Linked DNA regions of Homo sapiens: region 2 is linked to region 1. The links are chromatin loops, found by intact Hi-C in ENCODE. Cell type or tissue: HepG2. All regions are shown on one strand. Links, peaks and the distances in the headings refer to the core of each region. The heading gives the core; the rest is flanking DNA.

Evidence for each region. Peaks named below come from ENCODE experiments on the same cell type or tissue, not always from the same donor. Only the 100,000 strongest peaks of a DNase experiment are listed, where the experiment ranks them.
Region 2: a loop joins it to region 1, with 22 times the contacts of the local background. A loop is called at or near these places in 5 of 110 quality-filtered maps.

The regions. Positions count from the first base shown.
Region 1 is chr6:139,213,769-139,226,485 of GRCh38, forward strand. It overlaps a transcript of TXLNB not described here. Among named protein-coding and RNA genes, the nearest start is that of TXLNB, 72 kb to the right of the region's middle. In HepG2, for the core only: a CTCF peak has its summit at 5,624 (motif pointing right); a DNase peak (open chromatin) is centred at 5,643.
Region 2 is chr6:140,436,065-140,448,781 of GRCh38, forward strand. No RefSeq gene overlaps it. Among named protein-coding and RNA genes, the nearest start is that of MIR3668, 240 kb to the left of the region's middle. RefSeq lists an enhancer at 1-673. In HepG2, for the core only: a CTCF peak has its summit at 5,418 (motif pointing left); a DNase peak (open chromatin) is centred at 5,407.

The DNA.
Region 1 (12,717 bases), core at 2,508-10,507:
AACGCAATAAAAAATGACAAAGGGGATATCACCACCGATCCCACAAAAATACAAACTACCATCAGAGAATACTATAAACACCTCTACGCAAATAAACTAGAAAATCTAGAAGAAATGGATAAATTCCTCGACACATACACTCTCCCAAGACTAAGCCAGGAAGAAGTTGAATCTCTGAATAGACCAATAACAGGCTCTGAAATTGAGGCAATAATTAATAGCTTACCAACCAAAAAAAGTCCAGGATCAGATGGATTCACAGCCGAATTCTACCAGAGGGACAAGGAGGAGCTGGTACCATTCCTTCTGAAACTATTCCAATCAATAGAAAAAGAGGGAATCCTCCCTAACTCATTTTATGAGGCCAGCATCATCCTGATACCAAAGCCTGGCAGAGACACAACAAAAAAAGAGAATTTTAGACCAATATCCTTGATGAACATTGATGCAAAAATCCTCAATAAAACACTGGCAAACTGAATCCAGCAACACATCAAAAAGCTTATCCACCATGATCAAGTGGGCTTCATCCCTGGGATGCAAGGCTGGTTCAACATATGCAAATCAATAAACGTAATCCAGCATACAAACAGAACCAAAGACAAAAACCACATGATTATCTCAATAGATGCAGAAAAGGCCTTTGACAAAATTCAACAGCCCTTCATGCTAAAAACTCTCAATAAATTAGGTATTGATGGAACATATCTCAAAATAATAAGAGCTATCTATGACAAACCCATAGCCAATATCATACTGAATGGACAAAAACTGGAAGCACTCCCTTTGAAAACTGGCAAAAGACAGGGATGCCCTCTCTCACCACTCCTATTCAACATAATGTTGGAAGTTCTGGCCAGGGCAATCAGGCAGGAGAAGGAAATAAAGGGCATTCAATTAGGAAAAGAGGAAGTCAAATTGTCCCTCTTTGCAGATGACACGATTGTATATCTAGAACCCCATCATCTCAGCCCAAAATCTCCTTAAGCTGATAAGCAACTTCAGCAAAGTCTCAGGATACAAAATCAATGTGCAAAAATCACAGGCATTCTTATACACCAATAACAGACAAATAGAGAGCCAAATCATGAGTGAACTCCCATTCACAATTGCTTCAAAGAGAATAAAATACCTAGGAATCCAACTTACAAGGGATGTGAAGGACCTCTTCAAGGAGAAATACAAACCACTGCTCAATGAAATAAAAGAGGATACAAACAAATGGAAGAACATTCCATGCTCATGGGTAGGAAGAATCAATATCGTGAAAATGGCCATACTGCCCAAGGTAATTTATAGATTCAATGCCATCCCCATCAAGCTACCAATGACTTTCTTCAAAGAATTGGAAAAAACTACTTTAAAGTTCATATGGAACCAAAAAAAAGCCCGCATTGCCAAGTCAATCCTAAGCCAAAAGAACAAAGCTGGAGGCATCACGCTACCTGACTTCAAACTATACGACAAGGCTACAGTAACCAAAACAGAGATACTGGTACCAAAACAGAGATACAGACCAATGGAACAGAACAGAGCCCTCAGAAATAATGCCACATATCTACAACTATCTGATCTTTGACAAACCTCACAAAAACAAGCAATGGGGAAAGGATTCCCTATTTAATAAATGGTGCTTGGAAAACTGGCTAGCCATATATAGAAAGCTGAAACTGGATCCCTTCCTTACACCTTATACAAAAATTAATTCAAGATGGATTAAAGACTTACATGTTAGACCTAAAACCATAAAAACCCTAGAAGAAAACCTAGGCAATACCATTCAGGACACAGGCATGGGCAAGGACTTCATATCTAAAACACCAAAAGCAATGGCAACAAAAGCCAAAATTGACAAATGGGATCTAATTAAACTAAAGAGCTTCTGCACAGCAAAAGAAACTACCATCAGAGTGAACAGGCAACCTACAGAATGGGAGAAAATTTTTGCAACCTACTCATTGGACAAAGGGCTAATATCCAGAATCTATAATGAACTCAAACAAATTTACAAGAAAACAAACAAACCCATCAAAAAGTGGGCGAAGGATATGAACAGACACTTCTCTAAAGAAGACGTTTATGCAGCCTAAAAACACATGAAAAAATGCTCACCATCACTGGCCATCAGAGAAATGCAAATCAAAACCACAATGAGATACCATCTCACACCAGTTAGAATGGCAATCATTAAAAAATCAGGAAACAACAGGTGCTGGAGAGGATGTGGAGAAATAGGAACACTTTTACACTGTTGGTGAGACTGTAAACTAGTTCAACCATTGTGGAAGTCAGTGTGGCGATTCCTCAGGGATCTAGAACTAGAAATATCATTTGACCCAGCCATCTCATTACTGGGTATATACCCAAAGGATTATAAATCATGCTGCTATAAAGACACATGCACACGTATGTTTATTGCGGCAGTATTCACAATAGCAAAGACTTGGAACCAACCCAAATGTCCAACAATGATAGACTGGATTAAGAAAATGTGGCACATATACACCATGGAATACTATGCAGCCATAAAAAATGATGAGTTCATGTCCTTTGTAGGGACATGGATGAAGCTGGAAACCATCATTCTCAGCAAACTATCGCAAGGACAAAAAAACCAAACACCGCGTGTTCTCACTCATAGGTGGGAATTGAACAATGAGAACACATGGACACAGGAAGGGGAACATCACACACTGGGGCCTGTTGTGGGGTGGGGGGAGGGGGGAGGGATAGCATTAGGAGATATACCTAATGCTAAACGACGAATTAATGGGTGCAGCACACCAACATGGCACATGTATACATATGTAACAAACTTGCACGTTGTGCACATGTATCCTAAAACTTAAAGTATAATAATAATAATTTTAAAAAAAGAAAATGTGGTATATAGACAATATGGAATACTACTCAGCCATAAAATGGAACGGAATAATGGCCTTTGCAGCAACTTGGATGGAGCTGGAGGACATTATTCTCAGTGAAGTAACTCAGGAATGAAAAACCAATCATCATATGTTCTCATTTATAAGTGGGAGCTAAGCTATGAGGATGCAAAGGCATAAGTATGATATAATGGACTTTGGGGACTTGCAGGGAAGAGTTGGAGGGGGTTAGGGATGAAAGACTACATATTGGGTACAGTGTACACTGCTCGGGTGTACCTGATGCACCAAAATCTCAGAAATCACCACTAAAGAACTTATCCACATAACAAAAAACCACGTGTACCCCAAAAACTATTGAAATAAAATAAAAATTCAAACAAAGGGACCTAGATAAGCTACAATGCCTATCCTTAGAACCGTGCAGGTATTTTGGCGAGAATGAGGCCTGGAGTGGTCTCAGAATTTTGTGGAAGGTTCTGAGAGATGTCCAGGGTGGTGTGTGCCTGTTCTCCTAGCAGCAGACCTAATGGCTAAATGTGGACTTGTAGCAGCTGACAGCAGCCTTGCGCTTACACATTTAGTACTTGAAAACCTCCCTTTTGACTGCATCATGGGAATCAAAGAATAAGTCATATAAGAAAAATCTATGAAGTCAGCAGCTGAAAGATTGAGTGGAAACATGTTTGCAAAGCCACTTTGCACAGAAGCTTGCAAAAAGAAGGGAGTCGGGATGTGTAGGAAATATGACAACTGAATATTTATGAGTGAAAATAAGAGCTAATGTAAATATTTAATGCATAATATTTAAATTATTGCCCACTTCAAAACTAAAATCATAGTAAAATACCAGACACTTTAGCAGGATTAACGTCTGCTTCATCCTGCTTCACATATAATTTTCACAGTAGTAGTTTAAGAAATTTTAGCTTAGGCTGGGCGTGGCGGCTCACACCTGTAATCCTGGCACTTTGGGAGGCCAAGGAGGGCAGATCACGAGCTCAGAAGATCGAGACCATCCTGGCTAACGCGGTGAAACCCTGTTTCTACTAAAAAATACAAAAAATTAGCCGGGCACGGTGGCAGTTGCCTGTGATCCCAGCTACTCGGGTGGCTGAGGCAGGAGAATCGCTTGCACCTGGGAGGCGGAGGTGGCAGTAAGCCAAGATGATGCCACTGCACTCCAGCCTGGGCGACAGAGCAAGAGTCTCAAAAAAAAAAAAAAAAAAAAAAAGAAAAAGAAATTTTAGCTTAGTTTGTGAATATTGCAATCAGTCTTAAAGCTATGAACATTGTGTCCAACATGACACTGATTTGCCCATTTCCAATAATTTGTATTTACCTGGTCTCTCCTTTTAGAGGAGGAGTCACACCTGCATAACTCATTAGACTATGATTGGATGGCAGCTGTACACGGTGGCTGAAGCATTAGTGTCTTTCAGTATGGTAGGGTCCCCTTTAGGGTGTTCAGCTTCTGCTGCTCAGCAGCAAATGTGTGACCAATTCAGTATGTGTTGGGTTCTCGACTTAATAGGGTGCTTAATTACTAACTTACATAAGCAAGTACAAGTACGTTTGTATGTATGCACATATTTAAGTAAGGTTTTCTGATGTTATTAGACACCAAAAACATATAAAATATACTTTATTAATAATTGTCAGAAATGTGCTATTAACACACATAGATGAGTTTGTGAATACTGCAAAAAGATTTAGCACTTTGAGAGTTGTCCAGGTAAGATTTTCCAAGAGGAAGGCCAAGCAGATACTTAGGGCATCTGCAAAGCAGCAATTTTGTGAAGAAGATTCCAAATATAGGCCAGGCGTGGTGGCTCACACCTGTAATCCCAGCACTTTGGGAGGCCAAGGTGGGTGGATCATCTGAGGTCAGGAGTTCGAGACCAGCCTGACCAACAAGGTGAAACCCTGTCTCTACTAAATACAAAAAATTAGCCAGGCATGGTGGAGCATGCCTGTAATCCCAGCTACTTGGGAGGCCGAGGGAGGAGAATCGCTTGAACCTGGGAGGTGGAGGTTGCAGTAAGCTGAGATTGCACCATTGCACTTTAGCCTGGGTGGCAGAGCAAAACTCTGTCTAAAAAAAAAAGATTCCATAATATTATTTGTTAATTGATGATTTATAAAAACCCAAAAAACCATTGAAGAAGTCATCATGGCTTCTGGATCTCAGCTTGGCAACAGCAGCAATGGAACCCATGGGAAAATAGAAAGCTGGTTCCCCCAAATTCCATCCCTGGAGATATACTCTCTGTGGTGTAAATTGTGGCTGAGTTCTTTGAGTATATTTTGTCAATTGTGGAATACTGGTATAGGTTCGTTATCTTTCTATTGCTTGTCTAGTGTAGTTCATTCATACTTCTATCCCGGTGCCTCACCCACTGTCTAGCACAGGGTAAGTACTCACTAATTGTATTCAATGTTCAACTCCACAATTGCTGGCTTGCCCATTTCTCACTGAAGTGGGATACAGCCTGGATCCCAACTGCAATTTGGTTTCATTTGTTCAGAGAAAAATAAACTTCCTTGAGACTTTTTCAGCCTAACAGTGGTAAACAATCACTCAAGTTGGCAGAAGAGGAGGCCTACTTAATCACTGTACAAAGGTGGTTTTCAGTCCAGTTGCTGGGTATACAGTCCTGCCAGATTTAGTGACAAGCAGGCCTGAGCTGACCAAGTCACTGGCTACATCTCCAGCGGTTCAGTAGGTGGCACTGCTGTTCTCTCTGTGCAGAAGCTGGCAGCCGCACGGAGGCTGTATGTTTGGGCAAGCAGGAATGCAAATCATCAGCTCAAAGCAGCCTTTCTGGGCAAGCAGCAACACAAACCCATTATCAGTGCGGTGGCAGCTGCTGCTGTTTGTCCCTGCTTGCAGGCAGTTTCAGAGTGAGGGCCTTTGGAATGTGACCATGAGACTGGAGACGTCAGGAAGCGAAGCCACTGGGCTAAAATAAGCAGGTTAGGAGTCAGTTATCTGGTTCCCCACAGATGTGTCTGGGAGCAGCTGGGAGGCTGAGACGGCAGGCAGGCCTTTCCTTCTTATAACTCTGGGCTGGAAAATCTCATCAATATGGAAAACTCTCTAAAGACCCATCTTGAAACCAAGTCAGCAAAAATCTAGAGTATCTTGAACTGGTGGCAGAATTATATTTGTTATACCTATGAGCTGGCTTTTCCTGGTCAGTCTTGATTTCTAATGTTCTGTTTTCTTGCTGATATAAGAGTATTAGGCTTTGTCCAACTGCATTTTCACTTGCGGTTTAGAAAATATGGTCACCGTAATTACCCTTCATTTCCTGACAGCTGAATCTCAACTGATATTATGGACTGACTGTGTCCCCCTCAAATTCATATGTTGAAATCCTTACTCTCAAACTGATGGTATTAGGAAGTGGGGCCTTTGGGTGATAATTAGATCATGGGGGTGGACCCCTCATGAATGGGATTAGTGCCCTTATAGAAGAGACCTCAGAGAGATCTTTTGCCCCTTCTGCCATGTGAAGTCACCATGAGAAGATGGCTGTCTATGAAGAAGCAGATCTCCCACACACTGAATCTGCTGGTACCTTGATACTGGACTTCTCAGCCTCTAGTACTGCAAGAAATAAATTTCTGTTGTTTGTAAGCCACCCCGTCTATGGTATTTTGTTATAGAAGCCTGAACAGACTATTTAATTTCTATTTAATTCAAACTTCTCACACAAAGTGATGGGAAACCACAAGTCACTGGGATTTGTTTTTTGCTAGTACTTTAGTTTATGGGGTGAATATCTGCCATTTTAGTGAATCCTTGTATACCATCCAAAGGGAGGCAGGAGTGAGGTAGCCATGAGTCTCTCAAATTTAAGTGGATACAAAGTAGCTCCTCGGAGAGCTGGATCCATATGTGTGTCATCATATCTGCGTCTGACAAATGCCTGGCATATGTGCTGCCCCTTCCCCTCCTTCTAGGGTTGGCGTTATTAACTTATTGTGGCACACTTTCCTTCCAGACCAGTTTTGGTCTCAGACAGATTCTTTGGCACATAGGATAAAACTTACTTGCCCAGTTTCAACCGTGGTTGACCTTTAATATTTGCATTATATCAGATAATGATAAAGGTCAAAATCTTAGCTAAAATAACAAACCTGGTCCTCCATAGCTGGCTCTTAAATAAAACAGAAACTCAGAGGAGCCGAAATCATAGAGCCCAAATACTAGAGCTCAAAGGAAATACGATGCATCTTCAGAATCTCAAGATAATGAAATTGATGCTCAAGAGACAAGCTGGATGGGAATTCTGCTTCTTGTAAGGGTAGAATCAGTTGTTGCAGGGTAACCCTGCATCCAAGAACTAGGAGAACTTGATAAAACAGGTAGAATGTCTGTTGGAAGGCACTGGAGAGCTAGCTAGGCAACAAAAACTTGAAATGGTCAAGAAAAGCAAAAAGAGAAATGAAGTAACATTGGGACTGGTTTTCCCCTTGAACGCTCTTGCAAATATGCAACCTGTGACTGAGAGGATGAGACGCTAAGCAAAGCATCCCACAGTTTCATGGGGCATCAGAAACAAAAATTGGATTTTAGAGCTAGTTAATGGTTTAGGGCCCTGGCAAACACTCCATGCTTTTAGTTGGGACCCTCAAACAATTACACTGCAGAAAATAAAGTTCCCTAAAAAGTCTGAAGCCCAACTTCAAATCACCTCAGTTTATGATTGGGTAAGATAATTGGTTCCATCTTAACTGCCTGCTGGAAGCTAAAATAAGTACTCTCTTCAGGAAGATAACACTTTCCAGAGATTTAAATCATCTCCATTTTTCTTTCTTTCTTTTTTTTTCTCCAGAAACTGCCCTGCATTCGAACAAAAAATATCTGGTATATCTCTAGGCAAAATTGCTGAAAACCAAGGTAAAAAACACTTAAGATATCCAGATATTGCAATGATCGGACGTGGAGTTTAAGATAATGATGATTTGTACATTCAATAAATTAAATGATGAGATAGAGCATTGTACAAGAAAACTGGAAACTATAAAAAAATAAGATACAATGTCTAAAACTGGAAAATATTATAGCTGAAATTAAGAACTCAATGGATTGGTATAACAGTGGCTTAGATATAATTGAAGAGAGAATGATCATAAACTGGATGATGAATCAGAAGATAGGAGTAAAGGATTAGATGGCGTTAAAATGTTCTAAGGCTTTGCTTTGGCCAGGAAGTGGCAAAATAATATTTTTCATTAGACTTTAATAAGTCAGAGATGAATGTTGAAATGCCTATGGTATCCACTAAAAGCTTAAGGAAAGATTGAATAACTAAAAATAGCTAACAGAGAGGGGAATATAATAAAAATATATAATCCAAAGTCCAAAAAAATTTAAAAAGAAAGGAATAAAAATAAACATAAAACAGATGGCACAAGTATAAAATAAATAGCAAGGTGGTGAGTTTAATTTTATACATATGAATCAAAATCTCTAATTAGAAGACAAAAATTGTCAGACTAGATAAAGCAAACAACATAAAACAAGACTCTATATTGTACAGAAGTACATATTGCAAATTCAAATAATTTGGGAAAATTGAAAATAAAAGTGTGGAGAAAGATACAGCATGAAAATATTAACCACAAGAAAGCTCATGTTTATATCAGCTTATATCATGTTTATATCATGTTTATATAAGCTCATACTTATATCACACAAAGTGGATTTTAAGGCAATAAGCAATACTACAGATAAAAATAGATATTTCATAATAAAGTGGCCAATCCAACATAAAGATATCGCTAGTATAAATTTTTATACACCTAATAATAAGACAATACCTGATAGAACAAAATGGAGACATATAAAAATCTACAATGGGCTGGGTGCAGTGGCTCACTTCTGTAATCCTAGCACTTTGGGAAGCCGAGGCAGGTGAATCACCTGAAGTCAGGAGTTTGAGACCAGCCTGGCCAACATGGCAAAACCTTGTCTCTACTAAAAATACAAAATTAGCCGGGCCTGGTGGCACACACCTGTAATCTCAGCTACTCCAGAGGCTGAGGCAGGAGAATCGCTTAGAACCCGGGAGGTGGAGATCGCAGTGAGCCGAGATTGCGCCACTGCACTCCAGCCTGGGTGACAAAGCAAGACTCTATCTCAAAACACAACAACAATAACAACAAAAACAAAAACTACACTGATAGTAAGAGCTTTAACTGATAGGACCAAATTTATTGGTCAATGGACCAAAAACTGGTCAATATTTTGGTCAATGGACCAAAAATAAATAAACAAATGAAGAATCAACAGGGTTAAAGAAGATTTGAACAACGGGATTAATAAAATGACCTAACTGATACATATAGAACACTGCCTGCACTCAACAACTGCAGGCGGAACATTTACCAAGATTGACTGTATGCAAAACTATGTAGTTTCAACATGTTTCGAATGATTTAAATCATATAGTATAGTCCATGACTGTAACACAATTAAACTATTAATTAAAAGATAAAAGTAGAAAATGTCTAATGTTTAGAAATGAATCAATACACTTTTAAACATATGTGAAAGACGAAATCACAGAGAAAATTTAAAAATATTTTGAATGGAGTGATAAGAAACATAGTAGATCAAAACTTGTGGGATGCAGTTAAAGCCATTCTTAGGTAGTCTTAAATGCATTTATTGGGATGGGGAAGGAAGAAAATTAATGATCTAAGACTCTAGCTCAAGAAATGAGAAAAAGAACAACAAATTAAGTATGAAGAAATTAACACAATGAATGAAATAGAAAACAAATGTACAATAGAGAAAATAAAATAGAGAAGAACAAAGGCCAATATTTGGTCTGTGAGGCAACCTACAAAATGGGAGAAAATTTTCGCAACCTACTCATCTGACAAAGGGCTAATATCCAGAATCTACAATGAACCCAAACAAATTTACAAGAAAAAAACAAACAACCCCATCAAAAAGTGGGCAAAGGACATGAACAGACACTTCTCAAAAGAAGACATTTATGCAGCCAAAAAACACATGAAAAAATGCTCACCATCACTGGCCATCAGAGAAATGCAAATCAAAACCACAATGAGATACCATTTCACACCAGTTAGAATGGCAATCATTAAAAAATCAGGAAACAACAGGTGCTGGAGAGGATGTGGAGAAATAGGAACACTTTTACACTGTTGGTGAGACTGTAAACTAGTTCAACCATTGTGGAAGTCAGTGTGGCGATTCCTCAGGGATCTAGAACTAGAAATACCATTTGACCCAGCCATCCCATTACTGGGTATCTACCCAAAGGACTATAAATCATGGTGCTATAAAGACACATGCACACGTATGTTTATTGCAGCACTATTCACAATAGCAAAGACTTGGAACCAACCCAAATGTCCAACAATGATAGACTGGATTAAGAAAATGTGGCACATATACACCATGGAATACTATGCAGCCATAAAAAATGATGAGTTCATGTCCTTTGTAGGGACATGGATGAAATTGGAAATCATCATTCTCGGTAAACTATCGCAAGAACAAAAAACCAAACACTGCATATTCTCACTCATAGGTGGGAATTGAACAATGAGAACACACAGACACAGGAAGGGGAACATCACACTCTGGGGACTATTGTGGGGTGGGGGGAGGGGGGGAGGGATAGCATTGGGAGATATACCTAATGCTAGATGACGAGTTAGTGGGTGCAGTGCACCAGCATGGCACATGTATATGTATGTAACTAACCTGCACATTGTGCACATGTACCCTAAAACTTAAAGTATAATAATAATTAATAAATAAATAAATATTTAAAACTTCAAAAAAAAATATTTGGTCTGTGAACATTGTAATTGATAGCGTTCTGATAAGACATAGGGAGAAGACAATTACTATCAGGAGTGGAAAATACTGCAGATATTACAAGATTTTTTAAATTAAGAGAATAAACAATTTGTGCCAATAAATATGAAAATTTAGATGCAATAGATTAATATCTTGAAAAATATAGCATACCACAACTGACAGGGAAAATGGAAAATATATTAAAGAAAATTAAATCCACAATTTAAATCCTTTCCACAAAAAACTCCAGATCTAGATAACTTAACCAAAGAATTCTTCTAAATATTTAAGAAAAAAAAGAACACTAATCATACACAAACTTTTCCCCCAAGATAGAAAAGTAAGGCATACTTCCCAACTTATAATGACAAGAACGTTGTAAAAAAAGAAAATTACAAAGAATCTCTCCCATGAACATAGATGCAAGAATCCTAAACAAAATACTAGCAAACCAAATCCAGTAATGTAAAAAGAATATTACTTCTTTACCAACCTGAATTTGTTCTAAAAATGTAAAGTTAGCTTGACATTTGAAAATCAATCACTGTAACCCACCTTGTTAACAGAAGAGAAAAATCATGATTATCTAAATAGACACAGAAAATGCATTTGACAAAATTCACACCTATTTATGACAAACACTCATAGCAAACTAGGAATAAAAGTGAATGTCCTTAATCTGATAGAAAATGTCTACAGATGCCATAGAGTAAACATTCTATTTAATAGCAAAATATGTAAGCTTTCCCTTGAGATCAGGAATAAGCTAAGAAGCCCAGTATCACCATAAACATTCAAATTCTACAAGAAGTTCTTCCAAGTACAATAATGCAAGAAAAATTAATAAAAGAGATAATGAGTGGAAAGGGAGAAAAAAATGCCATTATTTCTAGATGACATGATTGTGTGTTTAGAATATCCAAAAACATCTGCAAATAGCCTATTGTAATTAACTAGTGGATCTGATGAAGTTGCTAGCTACAAAGCCAATACATAAAAAAATTATATTTTTGTATATCGGCAGCAAACAATAATAGGAAGTGAAATTTAAATAACTATGTCATTTTCAATTGTATCATAAAACATCAAACATCTAGAATTAAACCTAATGAAAAATAAACAAAGACACCAAGAAAATATACAATGTTACTGAAAATAGTCAAAGAAGAACTAAATAAATTGAGATATTTACCACATTCCTGGATTGGAAAACTCAATATTGTGAAAACCTCAATTCTCTTCAAATTGATTTATACATTAAATTCAATCCCCATGAAAACCCCAGTGTGTGTGTGTTTGTGTGTGTAGATTGACAAGCTGATTCTAAATTATATATGAAAGTAAAAGGGCTAAGAAGTTAAGAATACTTTGAAGAACACCAAAGCAGGAAGACTTACATTATCAGCTATAAAGATTTATTATGAAGCTACAGTAATTAAAATTATGTGGTATTGGTGCAAGGATAAACAAATCAACTGAACAGAATAGAGTTTAGAAAAAAGACACACATAGGTCAGGTGCGGTGACTCACACCTGTAATCCCAGCACTTTGGGAGGCTGAGGCATGTGGATCGCTGGAGCACAATAGTTCAAGACCGACCTGGAGAACATGGAGAAACCCTGTCTCTACTAAGAATACCAAAATTAGCCAGGCTGGTGATGCGTGCCTGTAGTCCCAGCTACTCGGGAGGCTGAGGTGGTAGGATCACTTGAGCCCAGGATGCAGAGGTTGCAGTGAGCTGAGATTGCTCCACGCCACTGCACTCCAGACTGGGCCACAGAGTGAGACCCTGTCTCAAAAAAAAAAAAAAAAAAAAAAAAAGAGATAGAGAGAGAGAGAAAGACACACATACACCTGAACATTCAATTTATGACTAAAGTAGCACAAAGATGACAAAAACAAAATACAAATGTATTTGTCAAAAAAGGTAAAAGATTGATAAATTGAACACTATTAAAATTGATAAATTCTTTTAATCA
Region 2 (12,717 bases), core at 2,332-10,331, 1.2 Mb after region 1:
GACTTTGTTATTATTTTGTTGTTTACTTTCTTGTTTCTTTTTCTTCCTTTTTGCTGTTGACATGCCATCCATTCATTTACTTGTGAAACTGGACTTGTTGTATTGCATAATAGGAAGCCAAGTAAATAGACCTGTAATGTGAGGATTTATGTTAATCTGGCTAGTGTTTGGGCTTTGTTCAATGTTTGTTGTAGCTCTATGTGCCAGAGGCTTCAAACTCCTCTACGGTCCTTGTTTTTGTCTCCCCTCTTGACTTTGAACTTCTGTAAGTGCTCCTCCTTGCAGAAAGTCTATGTCTTACAGCTCTGTAATCCACCATTATTAAACAAAAGTTTTGTTGTAATTGCAGTAAGGTAGAGAAGAAGATTGTATAATTTTTCAATTAACTTCAGTCTTTTAATGCTCCTGTGTCCCTGGCCCATGACCTTCACAAGTGTTTCTTTTTATATATGTGGTTTTTTTTTCTTCGTCTTAGTTGAGACAGGAATGCTAGTGGAGTGAGAGGAATGCACCTCTTCATAGCTCCAGGACAAGGCTCTGGTAAGGTTTTGTTTCCCCAGAGAGTGTAGGCCTTTGTTATGCAGAAGGCTCTCAGCACATTTCACAAGGATTACTCTTCTCCTCAGGCTAGAACCAGGAGTCAATTTTTCTGGTTTTTGTTTGTTTGTTTTGTTTTTTTACCACAAGAACTGGGTGGAGATTCCAGAGGTAAAGCCCACAAAAGTGTGAGGCTCCCCTAGGACTATGGGCACCGAGAGAATCTTACTCTGAAATGAGCCCACACTAAGCTACCCTTTACACTTCAGTATGTGCTTCCTAAAAACAAGAACATCATTGTGTATCTTCACAACACAATTACCACTAGATACAATATTATTACCGAATCTGTAGACTAGTTAAATGTCGTCACCCGGAGTCCAGCACATGGTTGTGTTATGTTTTCTTTTCTGCTCTTTGGCTATCAATCTGGAATAGGTCCTCAGTCTTTCTATGTCTTTTTAAAAATTATTATTATTATTATTTTATATACAGGGTCTCATTCTGTTGCCCAGGCTGGAGTGCAGTGGTGTGATCATAGCTATTGTAACCTCAAACTTCTGGACTCAAGCAATCCTCCTGCCTCAGCCTCCCCAGTAGCTAGGACTACAGGCACATGCCACCTAGTGAATTTTTTATTCTCTTTTGTAGCAACGGTGTTTCACTATTTCCCAGGGTGGTCTTCAACTCCTGACCTCAAGTGAGCCTCCCACCTCAGCCTCCAAAAGTGCTGGGATTACAAGTGTGAACTACTGCACCCAGCCTTTCTTTGTCTTATGTTATTTTGATACTTTAAAGAGTAAAGCCTACTTATTTAGTGGAATACCTCTTAATTTGCATTGGTCTGTTACTGTATCATTTCCAGTTCATTCTATCAGTAGGCACATGACACTATTTTGTTCTATTTTTGGTGATGTTAACATTGGTCTCTTGGTTAAAATAGTGTCTGCAAAGTTTCTCCAGTGTAAATTTTCTCTGTAAAAATAGTAAGCACACTTTGGGGAAAATACTCTGAAATACTTGTTAATTCTTCAGTCCTCCTCTCACTTCTATCATCCCACCAATTTCCACCTTCATCCCCTCAAAGTTTCAACATTTTTGCCTGGCTATAGCTTAATCGTTCTTTAGGGCACAAAAATGACTTCATTGACTCTTAGACTAAATTGTACTCTCTGTTTAATAATAATAGCTTACAGCATCATCTCAGACCCTAGCTCCAGCCTTGCTGATGTTCAGGCGGTAGAGAGGTAGATCCCCAAATTAACAGGGTGTGGATGGGGAAATCCTGAGAGCATCGTGGCTTTCTGTAATTTGTGTTCTTCATATCTATTCTCTTCATAGAAATCATGCTTTAATGTTGTTTGTAAAAAAATATGCAAAAGTACCAGGGATATTTAAGTTAAAAAAAAAAAAGCCCTCAAAAAAAATCAAAGCCTGCAAGTGAGGTTGTGGACTTAGAGGGAGAAACATACTACGTGATATGAGACTCAGGTCACTATCATGTTTCAGTCATTTGCTGAGCAGCATCTGGTATGTGACCTCTAACAAGTCCTGACAGATCAGGTCTCGGAGGTTGAGTGCAGACACCTCTATCCCTACAAGGCATACTTTGTGGAGAGCCTGGGATTTCTGGAGGAGCTTGGAGACTGAGAAAGTTAGTAAACATTGCTGTAGTATTTGTGCTTAGCCTCTCTGAGTTCAAACAAAATTAGACAGAATCAGAACCAAATTCAAGCTCTTCACAGTGTCAGCTGGGGCAAGGCATAGTGTTTAGACATTGTCCTTATAGCACAGTTGTGCTAGTAGACATCAGAGAGAAGCTTCCAAGAAAAGGAAAGAAATTTTCTGGGAACATCTTACCTTCATCCCTGCCAGGCACAGAACTTCTCAATTAGGGAGAGAGGAGATACAGAATGAAACTATTCTACCCACTTGAAGTAAAGTGATTCGCCCCTATAACATGCACCTTTACTAGAGTTCAGAGCTTGTAGAACAGTGCTGAGGATGTGGCAGGAGCCCAATTATATTCATACAATTAAATTGAATAATATAATACAATGGAAATTACAACCACACTGTCGTGTTGTAAGATATGTACATCATATAGCAGAAAATCATCAAAAAATGTGTGTACTCTGTATGAAAATTCAAAAGTATTTGTTTTGTTTGTATATTTCAGGAATTATAAATTTACGATTGTGTCTCTTTTTGCTTTTTCTGATTCAAAATTTAGAGCTGAAACCAAGGCTTTTGTGACATACTAGTCCATAAGGCAGTGATTGTGTGTGCAAAGTGTGTCTCTGGTTTTATTATTCTGTTCACATATTTTTCCATTTGTATGTCTCTCAAATTTTCTAACCATATAAACCAGAAATTTTCTTTTGCAAAGACAAGTTTCAGAAAAGAAAACATTGTCCTTAATTTAAGTCCCTAAAAACAAAATCTCACATCACTCTACTTATTTTAATATTTAGAATAATTTGATGTTTGTGTAAGGTATATTAGTCATAAGTTAATTCAATTGAAAGTAGTTGTATATGATTTCAAGATAATATGAAAGTATCCATTTTTTTTAAGTAGAGGAGTTTAGACCTTTAATAAAAATATCCAACCTAGAGGATGTTTTTAAAGCTGTTGTAATGTTCATAGTAACATCTTTGTGGCGAGATTAAAATTTCTATGAGAACATTACACTTGAATTCAACAAGTGCTGCCTGTTAGCATGAATAGCAAATGCACATCCATGCTTCTCTTAGATAACAGATGTTGTCTAGGAGGATGGTGATTGCACACACGACAATTTAAAGATATAATTTTTGACATGTGAAGAGTGGAAAAGATAACGCTTGAATCACTAGAATATTTCTCAGTCCATTATTATAAATAGGTGCATGTACCTAAATTAATAATCTTAATTACATATAAAATTTTTGAAATTGGCTCAAAATGTTTATTAACTATTGACTATCCCATTGGGAAGTCAGTGAAAACTTTATATCCATGTATTTGGCAACATATTTTTAATTCTATGTGTTACATATGTTTTTATGTCTTACTTTAAGTTTATTGTGAAATACAATAAAGATATATCAAAATGAATATTCAAATTTAACTATTAACAGATATTACTACTATTCATATTCATAATGCTTATTACCATTCATTATAACATTACAAGTTACTGAAATATTTAATGTTCAAATACGTTGTTCTTGAACAGGCATTTATGTTAAGTTTGTGTAAGTGATGCCATGTTCCACTAAGACAAGACCGAGATATTTAGTTCAAAGGTGACATGTCCTCTTCAATAAGTAGATTGTTATTTTGGTTCACGGTGGTGAGGTGGAGATGGGGCCAACATTAAAGAATCAACATCAGTTTCCTACATATTTTTAGGCAGGTTTTATTTTTCAATAATATGACACACTTCCATTTTTATTTATTACATATTTGTTTCTATGTATCCTGTAAAAATATAAACAAAAAGAAACCCAAAACTTGCACTCACTATTAAAGACAGGAGTCAGGCTTGAGTTCCTTTTTTTCTCCCTCCCTCTCTCCTTCTTTCTCCTCCCCCGCTCTTGCTCTCTCCTTTCTCTTTTTCTTTCATTTTTTTCTTGCTTTCTTTCATTTTAATACCCTTGTTCCCATTGCTAGTATTGTTAATAGAGTCTTATTTGCAATGACTCAACAGTTAAGTCTCTTTCTCCTCATTTCATTTTTTGCAGCAGTGGTTGTCAGGCCAGTGAAAATGAAATGCTGCAGTTGACAGTGTTTAATATTATTTGTTCCTATCACTGTTAACACTTCTATTATTATTGAAATGTTTAGATCAGCACTGTCAGTTCCAAAGGACCTGCTGACATACCAAGGAAAACTTTGATAAACAGCTCTGCTGTATTTCTCTATATTCTTCATAGTCCTCGTTTGAAAATCCTTTCTTGTTCCTTGGAGTAATTTATTTTGAAGAAAAAAAAAATCTTGGTTTGTTAAGAACTCATCAATTCCTGCTTCTTATTTTCCACTTGAAGTTTTAATCCTCTGTTTCTAACCTCACAATCGGTTGCTGTGGAGGTGATTAAGATGTCACAAATATAGGATTATTGTAATTCTGGGTAGAGAATAAGCCTGAGATGATTTTCTAAAGAACAAAGAGGTCATTTTCATGTAAATATATCAACTGCTTCAAAGTGAGGAAAGGGAATGAAACAGAAATATGAGATCTAATACTACCGGTTATAAAAGAAATGGATTAAAATTTCATATGAAAAATTAATAGCTCTGAAAAATTTATACATTATGATTTTTATGATTTTTTGAGTTCTGTGTTTCTTTGCACATGTGTGGGTCTGTAAGCTGAAAGCATGTGTGGGTCGGGATAGCCTCCTAAATACAAACATCTAATTGAATGTAATGTGTGACCTTGAACAAAGACCAATTTTTCCTTTGATTTGTAGAAACCAGTGTCATTTTATAATTATACTTCGTGCCTTCTGTTGCATTTGAAAGAATATTTCAGGACATCACAATTCCCCTGAAGTTGTGTATCCTGTATCAATTACATATTAGATTACAGACTTGATATTGCTTTTTCTAAGTAATTTAAATCTGGGAAGTTACTGAGTAAGTTGTAAATACCTTCTGAGAATCTTCCTCTTCTTCTTACTCTAAGTATAGTAGGAAGGTATTTCCCAGCCTAAGGCACAGAGTAGGCTTTTAGTTAATACTTGTCAAGTAACAACAGGGGACAGACTTCTCTGCTTCTGAAGAAAAATGATGCCTTGACAAACTTTTGAATGGTAAGAGTTACAGAGAACTTTTCCTCCCCCGCCTCCCAGGCCATGGCATTTTATCGCTCCACTGATGAGCATACAGCTCCATCTGGGGGCAGGGCCAGAATGGAACATTTTCTCATAGTCTTGGTCTCTTGGCCACATAGCTGTCATCTTTGTGCATCAGTCAGGCGCTCCCTTCGTCACTAGCACTGAACTGCTCATGGAAGAAAATTTAGTGCCTTGCGATTGGGACTAGCTCCAGCTACCGCATTTCAGGGCATTCCTTAGGATCACTGGGGGCATCATTATGATCAATTCCAAAGGATACTCTTGAGGAGCCCTAAAACCTTAGACTTAGTGATAATGTAATATTTTCCTGCTTCTCTCTTGTTTCTGGGGCATCTCTTTCCTCTGGTTTTCTTTCTAACTCTTGTCTTTCCTTGCCAGTCTAATTTGCACATCACTTAGTCAGCTGCTCCACAGATCGTCTGTATGTAACCCTTTTCTCTTGTCATTCTTCACCCTTCTTTATAAAACGATATCCACACTCATATCTTAAAATAACTTCTTTCCTCTGATGGCTACCACATCTGCACTTAAATCCTTTTCCTCTTGAGATTCACCCTGCAAGTATAATTGTGTCCTACTGAGTTTTGTTTGAGTATCTTGCAGGTAATATGCTCAAAGTTCTTCATCTTCCCAACTAAATCATATCTATCTTTTTCTAGTTTGGAGATGAAATGTTACCTTCCTTTTTTTGTGTGTGCCCTAATGTTAATTACCCCAATCCATCAACAGGTTCTGCCAATTCTGGTTGCTCAAGAAGTCTCCAATCTGTCCTTTATTTATGTATCCTCACTACAATAACCATAGTGATGTTCTTATATTTGGCTACCTGGACCACTGCAACAGCATTTTAATAACCACTTCCCAACATTTAATTCATCCTTTCAACTGCAGAGTTACTGTTCTAAATAAGCAAGTCATTTATGTCATCATTCTGCATTAAACACTTAAAATCTTCCCCATATCCATCAGGGTCAGTCTGATTGAGTGTTTAATGTTACAGAGGCAGACAGTCTGGCTTCAAGTGCTGGCTCTTCCACTTAGCAGTTGATGAATTTGGCCCATTTATTCAACCTCTCTGTGCCTCATCTTCCTTACCTGTAAAATGGTGTTAATATTGAACTTACAGGCTGCCCAAGGGAAAGACATGAATGACTTTCTATAAATGTGTAGTGCAATAACTGTTGGCCATAGTAAGTACTTAATAAATATTCATTATAGTCATCTCAATCATGATCCCCATCATTAGTATCGTCATCATAATCCTCATAGGTGCTATGGTCTAAATGCATTCCCAGCATTTATACATAGAAACTTAATTGCCACTCTGATCATATGTAAAGACGTGGGACATTTAGGAGGTAGTTGTCATGAGTGTGGATCCCTCATGAATGGGATTAGAAACCTTGTGATGCCTTATAAAAGAAGTTGAAGGGGCCGGGCTCAGTAGCACACCTGTAATCCTAGCACTTTGGGAGTCCGAGGCGGGTGGATCACCTGAGGTGAGGAGTTCGAGACCAGCCTGACCAACATGGAGAAACCCTGTCTCTACTAAAAATACAGAAGTAGGTCAGGCGCGGTGGCTCATGCCTGTAATCCCAGCACTTTGGGAGGCCAAGGCGGGTGGATCACCTGAGGTCAGGAGTTCAAGACCAGCCTGGCCAACATGGGGAAACCCCATCTCTACTAAAAATACAAAAATTAGCTAGGCGTGATGGTGGGCGCCTGTAATCCCAGCTACTCAGAAGGCTGAGGCAGGAGAATCGCTTGAAGCCAGGAAACAGAGGTTGCAGAGAGCCAAGATCGCGCCATTGCGCTCCAGCCTGGGTGACAGAGTGAGGCTCTGTCTCAAATAAATAAATAAATAAATAAATAAATAAATAAATAAATAAATAAAAATACAGAAGTAGCCAGGCATGGCAGTGCATGCCTGTAATCTCAGCTACTCTGGAGGTTGAGGCAGGAGAATCGCTTGAACCTGGGAGGCAGAGGTTGTGGTGAGCCAACATGGTGCCATTGCACTCCAGCCTGGGAAACAAGAGCAAAACTCCATCTCAAAAAAAAAAAAAAAAGAAGAAAAAAAGTTGAAGGAGGTGTTCTTTTGTGCTTTTCTTTTCCTTCTTGTGAGGACTCACCAAGAGATGCCATCTTGGCAGCAGAGAGCAGCTCTCACCAGACACAAAATCTGCTAGCACCTTGACCTTGGACTTCCCCTCTTCCAGAACTGTGAGAAAAGAAATTTCTGTGATTTATCAGTTTCCCAGTTTCAGGTATTTTGTTTTAGCAGTACAGACTGAAACAACAGAAAAAAAAGACAGTGACATTGCATTCAAGACTGTCCACATCTACTAGCTTTACAGTCTCCTCCATAAATAAACACTCCTAAAGCTTGCTTCTCCCTCTGGTCTAAGAAGGCATTTTGTTGTTCAAATGGGATGCATACTCTCCCTGCTATTCCCCTTATCATTCCCTTTATCTTCCTATGAAAACTATAGCTTATCCTCTGAGCTATTATTCAAATTCAGCTCTGTGCAACTTTTCTTTATGCACATAAGAAAAGTTGGGTGTTCATTTTTGTGTTTTCATACTACCATATGAATATTTCTAATATTGCCTTTCACACATCAGTTTGTCTTTATTGACTACGTTATTTATTATTAGAGGGCTATGAAGATGTCGTAGAGCAAACATTGAGCTTTATTCATATCTCTAGTGTTTTGTACAATGTCTGGAATATCGTAGATCTTCAAAATCATTTTAAGTGCATGGTATACACTCACTGGTTTTACCTTTAAAATTGACTGTTTGAAATAAGCATATTTTTACTTAAGCAGAGGATCCAAGTGGGCTTTAGAGGAAGTCTTGATTCAACATATACCTTCTAAAACTCCCTCTTGTGTTATAGTCATACTCTACTGATCTCTGTCTTTATGACACACATTTCTTTAGGTATCAAATGTAGAATTTATCTCAGAAATGCTTAGGAATCTAGACTTTTTCTCCGTCTAAACTCACCAGTTCTTGCAGAGCTGTTGGTATTATGTTCTTAAAAAAGAAATTTGACAAAGTCCTTCCCCTGCTTAAAGATTCTTTCATGAAAGTAAAAATATGTACACCCCACTTCTAAATGCAAATCTTTTTACAATCTATCTCTAGAGATCTTCGTCAGTCTTAATTTCAATCATCACCCTAAACTACACTCAACTTTGCACCTTGCACTCCTGGAGAGAAACAAGGAAGATCTTTCACTCTTCTACATCTTTGCATTCATTCATTCTTACATTTGACTAAAATGTCCTTCATTCATTCACCTGGAACATTAGTTGTGTCCAAATCTCTGGTTCAAATTCATTGCATTTCATTCCTTCATTCATTCATTCACTCATTAAATCTATTAATTGAACAAGTATTATCTTCAATTCCCTGTGTTGCTATGCCTTTCCATTTCTCCACATCTTTACCAGGTGCATTTAATCACAGCACCATCTCCCCCTCCATACTCAGGCCCAGACCACCCAGAAAACTCTAGTCCCATTCCTATTTCTTATGCTTAATTCCTTTTCTTCATGTGTTATTTCAGAGTGATTCTTTCCTGTTTCATCATGGGCCTCCCTTTATTAGCTTTTTCCTTCCCATATTTTCATGCATTTTTTTTCCAATTGCATCTTTCCGGGCAGCATAAAAATATACCTACTCCCACATTAATAAGCAAACAATAAAAACTCAACACCAAAATCTTTCCTATGCTACACTCAAGCCACTACCGTCTATGGATTTTTTTTTTTTTACCATTTCTTAAACTAGTCATCTACTGTCAATATCTTTATTTCTCTCCTCATTCCTCTATTTTTGAATCTAGTGAAAAAAATATTTTCACTAAAACAACTTTAATTAATACTGCCAATGATATCTTTATTGCAAATACCATGGTTATTTATTTTAAAAAAACATTTCTGCTGAGTGTACTAGTATTGATTATTTCCTACTTGAACCATTCTCTCTTCCCCTTGACTTGCAGGACTCAAGTTTCCTCTGTTGGCAGTCTCTGACTGTATGTTCTTATCTCTTTCCTGGAGTCACAATCTTAACTTCTCTCATTTTATCTTACATATATATTCCATTTTAATTCATCTACCTACGTAACTCTTTATAGATGATTTGGAAAAAAATTTCAAAACCTAATTTTCTGCCACAAACTTTTAAATTACCTATTAAGTCTCTATTTGCAAAAATCTAAGTACTCAAAGTTTAACATGATTAAAGGAGAACTCTATCTTTTTCACTCACGGTTGCTCCATTCCTTGTATTTCCTATTTTGGAGATTGATCTCATTATTCATTCTTCCTCTCAAGAGACAACTTGGAATCCAGCCTGCATTCCTATCATTCTCAATCTCTATATCCTGCTAATTGTACTTTATGATACTGGCCCTTTCTTCCTTTCTCTTCTCTGTCTTTCCGCCTAACTTTTGGCTGTCATCTTTCTTTCCTGGATGACATCCACAGCACCTTCACTCATTTACCTGCCTCCAGTCTTCCTTTGCTTAATTTATTCCACAGTCAAAAAGACAATTCTCTTTCAAAAAATCACTTTATCACTCCCCTGCAAAAATTTTTCTGCACTATAATCTTTTGCTTTTGTCCTCCAAATTTATTTTTTCTAACATTCATGGGGGAAAATGTTTGTCTCAAACACTCTCTTGTGTTGTTCATCTTTCTATAACTTCTTTATATCAATTGCTTTTTTTGTGTTGCTCTCACCTATTTCCTGGCCCACTCCATTCCTTGTTCTGCTTTCTTTCATTTTACATTTAGTCACAAGTGACAGTAGGATGGCTTCTAGCAGCTCACAGTCTGTGAGATAATAGATTCAAGCCCAGTTTCTTCTTGGTATCACCTGTAAACATTTTGAGAGTCACTATATGTCAACTAATCTGGTTCCCATATCTATCCCTGAATCAATTAGTGTTCTGGGCTGCTGGAATTGTAGGCCTGGATAATATGCTTACTGCTGAAGTGTCACTTTAGCCAGGAGGATTCAGGCTGTGTGTGATTGTCCTGGCCTAAGGCATTATGTCAACCTGTGGAATTTAGAGTGGAGCACTACTTGGACAGTGGATTGATGGGGCAGAAGTGGTGGTCTCCAAGGGAACTTTGGGGTGTTGATATGAGAAGAAGTACAAATTCTTAAACATCATCCTACCCTTGACTGGCCAGACACAAATATCATAGGTTTGTTACATCTTCCCTGACTTCTGACTCCCAATTTTGGTTAGGTGATCCAAATCTGTGTCTCTACAGAAACCTGTGCTCAAATATATAACCTGTTGTTATTAGTTATAGGCCATAAACTCCTAATGGTAAAGTCTGTTGGAAGTTAGTTTTGAATCCTCAGCACATGTCCTAATTCCTGTCATAAATTTGGCACAGAATAAATGCTTTCTTTACTTATGGGATTAAATAATAAATGAACACCGTATTCTACATCCTGAGTTAAAAAACTTCAAAGTAGAAGCCTTCTCTCACTGCTTCAGACTTAGTTTTTCCATCCTTTATACAGCTTTTAAATGGGACTTATCCATTTCCATATGTGTCACTGGATGGTGTCTTATTAATCTTATTAATCTTTGAGCAAATATACATTGCTTAATAATGTTTGGTGAACAAATGAATGAAAGTGTGAATGAGAGAATAAGTAAATGATGAATGAAGAGTAATTTACTTCCCAAGCTCTCCTGTGCCTCATTAAACCCTATGGAGTCAGCCAGGAAAGATTAAGCAAAAATTCGATCATTGTACAATTGGGAAGCTAGAAGTCTGGAGAAGCCAAATTACATTTGCCATGAAACTTACTTTGTGACCTTGAGGATGGCAGAATAGAATTTAGGTCTCTTCACTCTCACATGCAGAGTTCTTTTTGCTGAGTTGCATTGTCTGAGTTCATATTCAATCATCTCAATTTTCACTCATAGATACTAGAAAATTTTGACTGTCTTAAATGTGAGAGAATCAGGATGCATAGTTGATTTCTTCAAAGGACATAACACTTAATGCCTAGTAAAATTCACTTTAACTTCATATTCTGTACCTTTACTTTAAAAATAATTTTATTTGCTAGATGCTAGTTGGGGCACACCTTATTTTTAATTATTAAGTTATATAATAACTACTTTCTATAAGTTGTACTCTATTATAGAGAGACCAAGCCACATGCAGAATTTATCTTTTTCTTTACAGAAATAGAAAACATATAGAGAAATATATAAACATTTGTTTTAGTAGAATGTCAACACTAAAGCCATCAATTTTTCCAAAGTTTGCAAGTGGTGAAAATTACGACTGTTTCTAGCAGTTCACTAGTGTGATTTCTGCCAGTTAACATTTCTGATATTCCCAAATTCAAAAGTCCGCACTGTAGACACATTGCCTTGCATATAATAAATAACAACCACCCTTGCTTTTGTTTTGTTTTGTTTTCTTTTTAGCCTCTTTTTTTTTTTTTTTTTTTTGAGACAGTCTTGCTTTGTTGCCCAGGCTGGAGTGCAATGGCACAATCTGGGCTCACTGCAACCTCCCCCTCCCAGGTTCAAGCGATTCTCCTTCCTCAGCCTCCTGAGTGGCTGGGATTACAGGCACCTGCCACCACGCTCGGCTAATTTTTTTTGTATTTTTAGTAGAGACGGGGTTTTACCATGTTGGCCAGGCTGGTCTTGAACTCCTGACCTTAGGTGATCCACCTGCCTCGGCCTCCCAAAATGCTGGGATTACAGGCATGAACCACCATGCCCAGCCTAACATCATTTTTAACATCTTCTTTTTAACTTCTACTATTCACTAGTTTGTGACCTTGGGCAAGACCTTCCTTAACTAATGAGTTTCAGATTTTTACCTGTTAAGGAAGTAGTTTATTTCACACATATTGAGTATATACTCTGTACAGTTAAGGGTATTATAAATCAGTAGTTAGTAATTAATAAGACTATAGTATATTGATTAATAGATAAATAGAGATATATTTATTTGTCTATTCCCAAGGAACTTGCAGCCCATTAAGAAAGATAGCCATTAATTACATTATTTTAAAGGTTGAATAAAGTTTATACAAAAGCATGAAGTTTTATGAGAATATTTCATAGGAATCTAGCCTGATGATCAGGTTTCTGCAAGATGTTGGTTAAGTTTGGCTACCTGTGCATGTCTTCATGACAAGATCCCCAAGCATAACATTATGTAACATTATCTATTAAGACTGCACATTTGCAGACTCTAGTTCTCTAAATGTGTCTAGATTTGACCACAAAGAACCATTTTTGTTTTGTTTTTAATTTGAACTTCAGAGG